Regions from separate parts of the Homo sapiens genome. Here region 2 is linked to region 1. Evidence: chromatin loops called from intact Hi-C (ENCODE). Cell type or tissue: Caco-2. All regions are shown on one strand. Links, peaks and the distances in the headings refer to the core of each region. The heading gives the core; the rest is flanking DNA.

The links. A loop is a pair of places that touch in the nucleus more often than their neighbours do. Peaks named below come from ENCODE experiments on the same cell type or tissue, not always from the same donor. Only the 100,000 strongest peaks of a DNase experiment are listed, where the experiment ranks them.
Region 2: a loop joins it to region 1, with 16 times the contacts of the local background. A loop is called at or near these places in 16 of 110 quality-filtered maps.

Annotation. Positions count from the first base shown.
Region 1 is chr1:48,551,119-48,554,030 of GRCh38, reverse strand. The region is part of intron 11 of AGBL4 (AGBL carboxypeptidase 4); the gene reads left to right. Among named protein-coding and RNA genes, the nearest start is that of SPATA6, 80 kb to the right of the region's middle. In Caco-2, for the core only: no CTCF peak of the experiment used is centred there; a DNase peak (open chromatin) is centred at 1,390.
Region 2 is chr1:48,695,755-48,698,666 of GRCh38, reverse strand. The region is part of intron 6 of AGBL4 (AGBL carboxypeptidase 4); the gene reads left to right. Among named protein-coding and RNA genes, the nearest start is that of BEND5, 80 kb to the left of the region's middle. In Caco-2, for the core only: a CTCF peak has its summit at 1,381 (motif pointing right); a DNase peak (open chromatin) is centred at 1,382.

The DNA.
Region 1 (2,912 bases), core at 272-2,771:
CCTCCTAGGGATCTTCTTTGCTGCACTGTTCTTTGACCGCTGCAGCAGACTTGGGCCACAGGACTCTTTGAGGTTTTCTAGTTAAGTTAATGCAGATGCACTCAGGATAGATTCTTCATATTGTTCATTCCATTTCAAGTCTAGCTTGGTTTTACTCCCCTGCACTCTGCCAGATTCTCACTAATCGCAGAAGAGTCAGACTATAACAAGGGAACAGGTTAGAAAATGAGAAGAAGGAACATTACCAGGAAGTTGGTGATAAACTCAATTATCTCTATCCACAGACCTAGAGCAGAGATTCTTAACATTTTAGAAGATGCTGATTTTTTTTTTGAAAATTGTAGAAAATTATGAATACTCTTCCCAGAAAATTTACACAGTTTGTCAGTAGTATCAGAGGGTTCAGGAACCCCTTAATGGCCCTTCTGATATAGAGGCTCACAGAACATCGGAGCTGAAATGTTTCAAAACATCGGCAAGCCAGTCCCTCCTCCAAATTTACAGATTGGAAAACTGATACCTAAAGGAGACTTGCTCCAAGCAAGTGCAGCCACTCAGAAGCAGAGCTGAGGCCTGAAGCCAGGCCCATCAGAACTCCTCTCTTCCTTCTCTCTTCTCCGCCACTCCAAGATCCTGCTATGCAAATATTTACTTTGGTCTTCAGTCTCATTTTTAACTGTGCATCCAGTTGAAGCTTCTAAAAATATATGTGAGACAAGCAGGAGCTGAATATCTCTCAGAAAAGCAGAGCCCCCTCTCAGGTTGAACTGCATCAAAGTCCCAGGCACTGCTGAGCTGGGGCCCAGCTGGGCAGGCACAGCTGATTCCAAGAGCCAATTTTCAGAGCCACGGTCAACTGTCAGTGGGGAAAGGGAGGCACTGCTGGGAAATTGCTGGTGCCTGGATTGGAGGAGCAGGGGAATGAGGAAGCCATGAGGCAAGTGATAGTGTGGGATTTGGAGAGAGAGATTAATTTCCCTCTTGAGTGAGAAGTGGGTCTGAGTTAGACAGACAAGCTATAAATACCAGCAGTCTTGGGCAAGTAGAGAAGGGAGAGGCATCTCGGGTATTGAGGTGTGCTAGAAATGGAGGGAGGACACTCTTCCCTGCCAAAGTAATGAGGAGGGTGATTAGATAACCGTCTTACTAGATTAATGCAGCCTGTGAGTGGTATCCCTCTCCCCTTCCCTGTCTCCAAGGATCCATTCAGGGATTACTTTTTTCTAAGTAGGGAAGCCAAGACCCTTCCCAGTCAAGATCCTGCCCACCTCTCTCATGTCACTTGCTGTATCTCCACCAGATACTGTACAACCACTAGACCAGTGGTTCTCACCCCCAGGTGTGTTTGCCCCAGGGAGTGTTTGGCAATGTTTGAAGACACACTTGGTTGTCACAATGAGGTGGGTGCTGCTGACATCTAGTGGGAGAAACCACGGATGCTGCTAAACACCCTACAATGCACAGGGCTGCCCCCACAACACAGAATCATTTAGCCAAACATGTCAATAGTACCTGGACTATAAACAGATTGAGAGCACAGCCATTCCTGTTTTGTTTACTCTACATAGCCAGTGTGAATGTTCTGTATACCTATTACATGGCCCAGCACAGAGGAGGTGATTGATAACTTATCTGTTGAATGAATCAATGAGTAATAAATAATGAATGAGGCTGGGTGCAGTGGCTCATGCCTGTAATCCTAGCACTTTGGGAAGCTGAGGCAGGCGGATCATAAGGTCAGGAGTTCGAGACAAGCCTGATCAGCATGGTGAAACCTCGTCTCTGTTAAAAACACAAAAATTAGCCGGGCATGGTGGCACACACCTGTAGTCCCAGCTACTTGGGAGGCTGAGGCAGGAGAATCACTTGAACCCAGGAGGCGGAGGTTGCAGTGAGCTGAGATCGCACCACTCCACTCCAGCCTGAGCGACAGAGCAAGACTCCATCTCAAAAATAAATGAATGAATGAAAAATAAATAATGAATGAACAAGTGAATGAATAACAGCAACCTGCCTAATGTGGTCTGAAGTCCAAATACCCACCAAGGTTATCTCATCCAGAATCAGGCACATTAAAAATGAGGTCAGATCTCCATCTGATCTAGCCCACCAGCCTCTAACTTGGCTTCTCTTCAAAAGACCCCATTAGGGTGATGGGCAGCACTGTCACACCTGATAAAGCTGCTGCACATCTGCTTGGTCAGAAAGGATATCCCCTGCTCCAGGGAAACGTTTTTCCCAGGGTAGAGCGGAGAGTGAGAATTAGAACTAGAGATCATCTAGTTCAACTGCCCGCCAATTTTACAGGAGAGGAAACCAAGGCACACAGCATGGAAGAAACCTACAAGATGTTATACCAAACGTCCAGAAAACACAGAATTTTACAAATAGTTTCTTCATCTCTCCCCGTCTCTGTCTCTCTGTTCTTTTCTTTCTCTCTCTCTCATCTTGATTTGTTTTTGTCTTGCTTTTTCTCCCTACCTTTGTTCATAGGCCTAACATGCTAAATAACTCTGGAAACAAATGTGAATGTGACACACTCTTGTCCTTGAAGAGCTCATACTTTGTTGGAGATGACAGTTTCATATGTAGTAATGATAATAAAAAAGCTACTGCATACCAGCATTGTACTGGGTATCTTGGATATATAATTTCTAATCAATGCAATAATCCTGAGGTAGGAAGCATTATGTATTTTAGAGATGAGGACACTAAGGCTCAGAGACAGTAAATAGCCTGCCCAGGTTCACACAGCTAAACATGTAGGAGCCAGGATTAAAACCCATGCTTTTTGGACTTTAAACCTGGCCTTCTAAATACATGCACAACGGAATACAGTGTCAGGAGATAAGGCTTATACTAGCTTATGGAAGGCCATGAAAGCCAGATCTGAGAATTTAGGTCTTACCTTG
Region 2 (2,912 bases), core at 104-2,603, 140 kb before region 1:
AAGGTTTGTCTCCTGTATGAGCCTTGGTCTCCCAATTCATCAAATGGAGATAAGAATCTGTGGCCCACAAGTACACAGGGCTGCTGTGAGCTGGGCAGGACTAAAGGACAGAAACATCACAGTGATCCAGCTCCCCATGTGAGCAGTGGAGGAGCTCAGGATGAGGACAAAAGGCACTTGGTTCTGATCTGGTCTCGGCCACCAACATCTCAGGTGGCCTTGGCAGTTTCCTTTTTCTTTGAGTCAAAATGTTGGTGTTGGGTAAGGAGGTCTTTGAAGGCTCTGAGCTATTGGGCTTCTCTCCCACTGTACCGTAGTGACCTTCCTCTTCTCATCTCCCTGCCAGGCCCATGCTCTGGTTTATCACCACCTTTCCCTGTCCACTCCAGCCTCTTTGCTGCTTCTCTATGCTTCCCTGCACCCTGCATCCCACTGATCTTTTCTTGGACTGGCCCCAAGCCTGGTAACCATCCTCAGTGCCCATGGCCTAGCTGAGGTCACCCCCAAACCAAGGCTTAGCTGTGTGTATGGAGGCAGATTTCCCAGAGTGGAGGGTCACCATGGCCTGGGTACAGTGGAGGGAGAACACAGTCCAGAGCCTGGGCTATTCCAGGCTCAGTCCAGCCATGGCCCAGCCTTAGGAGTCATTCCGTGACAGTAGTCATTTGGTAACTGGCCTTGGGGTTTGGTCTGGAATCCGGCTGAGGGATCCAGTTGTGACCAGAGTCAGGCTGGGTGGCTGAGGCTCAGAAGCTGCATATAACGTTTTTTTCTCAAATATTCAGCCACCTTTTCCATAAACCACCAGGAAGTTAGCCTCTTGCATCAACCCAGGTGTCAGGACATTTGCCCAAACTTCTTTAAGTGATTTCAGGCTCCAGATCTAGAGAGGTTTCTGTCACCATTCTTTCTGTATCTTTATTCTGGGTATGTCTCAAGGGCCAGAATTAATGGAGTAGGTGAATGGTTACATAGTGTGATTTCAGGGATACCAAGGAAGTTGCTAGAAACCCGTAATGCTATTTCTATCTTTCTGGTCAGTACTGAAATCTCTCAGCTATAGATCCATTCATCTGGATTAGTTTTTGAAGCACTGGAAAAATCACTGGACCAGAAGTCAGTAGATGGGGACCCAAGTCTCATCTTTGCTTCCTACTTACCATTGTATTACCACACTTCTCTCAGCCTCACTTTACCTATCTGTAAAATGGGAAAGATAATGCCTGCCCTTCAGAATTGTTATCTAGATTAAGTGAGACCTAGAGAGTAGAGCACTGGCACCTGGCAGGGGCTCCATAAACATCCCTTCCTTTCCCTAGCCTTTCTGTAGAAAGAACAAAGTGGATTCTCAGGGCGCCATGCTGGAAGTCACCAGCAGGTGGCAGCACGGGGCATTTTCATTCCTTCCTCTCCTAATGAACCAGGTGGTGCTTTGGTGATGTCCAAAGATGAACCCGGGCCGTGGTAAGCTCCCTGGCCCTTCAGAATAGTAAAGCTTAGACAACCTTCTGTCTTGCTTGGTGAAGAGCAGCTGAATCCTCTACTGGCAGGGGCTGAGTTGGTGACAGCTACAGAATATTACCCAGATATAGAAACATGTCAGCCTCACCCCTGCCCTCAAAGAGTCTGCAGTCTAGGGAGGGAGGCCTGGGTGCATGCAGTAGGCAATAGAGGGGGAGAAGGTGAGCACACAAGCTGTGGGAGTGAGGTGAGGGACACCCACCAGTGCAAAGGGTGTCAGCAAGGGCTTCCTCAGGGAGGAGGGGCCACGGAGAAGGAAGTCAGGGACACCGGGAGGTGGCTAAGATATTTCAAGGGCTACCCTTGATTCTGCGTGTTTGAAGCACAACTACCTCTCATTTTCACTACAGACCAAGCTATCTCTGTAGGCCACATTGCTGTAATTTCTATAAACTCCTCAACTCTCTCACTTTCTCACTCCGGTGATGCCTGATCTCCCAACAGATGCTGAGTGAAGCCCCTCCTGGAAATATTTGCATCTCCTCAGTCCTGTGTCCCGCTTTTCAAGTGAGCAAGCAGTTGGGTATTTCTTCCTGCATTGGTGACCACAGGTGGTGGTAGTAGTGGTGGGGGTGGTTTTATAAAGGAAAAGACATCAGGCAAGGAATCTAAGGCCCCAATAACTGTATTTGAAGCCCTATCCTCCCACTGTCCAGGTATGACCTTGGGCCTCATTTCCCTTTTTGTATGGTAAGGTTGACCTAAAGGTCCTAAGAAAGCTCCTAGTTTTAACATCTAACACCCATAGATCCTTCCAGGTCCTAGAGCCACCTGGCTGAGTGACCTTGGGAAGGTCACCAGCTCGATGATGTGGATCCTTCCAAGCTCAACGTGAGTGACAAGTGTAATAGTGCTTTGGAAAAATCTGTGCGATCACCTGATTGCTCACGTGGCCTCTTGGGGGTAAGTGGAGGCAGGTTCAGATGTGTGTGCATCCCCCACAGACCCTAGCTGGGCACCTGGCAGCTGGCTAATTGAGGGAGAGGACACAGAGAGAGATAAAATATCTCTAATATTTCGAATACCTCCTTTCCCAGCTGTCCTGGGACAGAAGAAGCACCCTGGCTCTGTGGGGCCAGGACAGGGTCAGGGCCAGCGCAGACAGCCTGTAGCATTAGAAGGCGGGCTTCTGCTCCTAATGAGAAGGCCCTTCAACCAGAGATGTTTAAAGATGAATCCAGGTGGCGCTGAACTCCCTGGCCATGCAGGCCAGTGGGTCAAGTGGAGTCCACTCTTGGTGAAGAGTGGGGATGGGGGTGTAGGAGGTTTAGGGGTTGGTGGTGGTCTAGGCTAGTACTTACCAAACCTGGCTGTGCTTAGAAACTAAAAGTCTGTCTTTGCAGCACCTTGGGGATGTGGCTTAAAGTTTGGTATTTTCATAAATGGGGGTG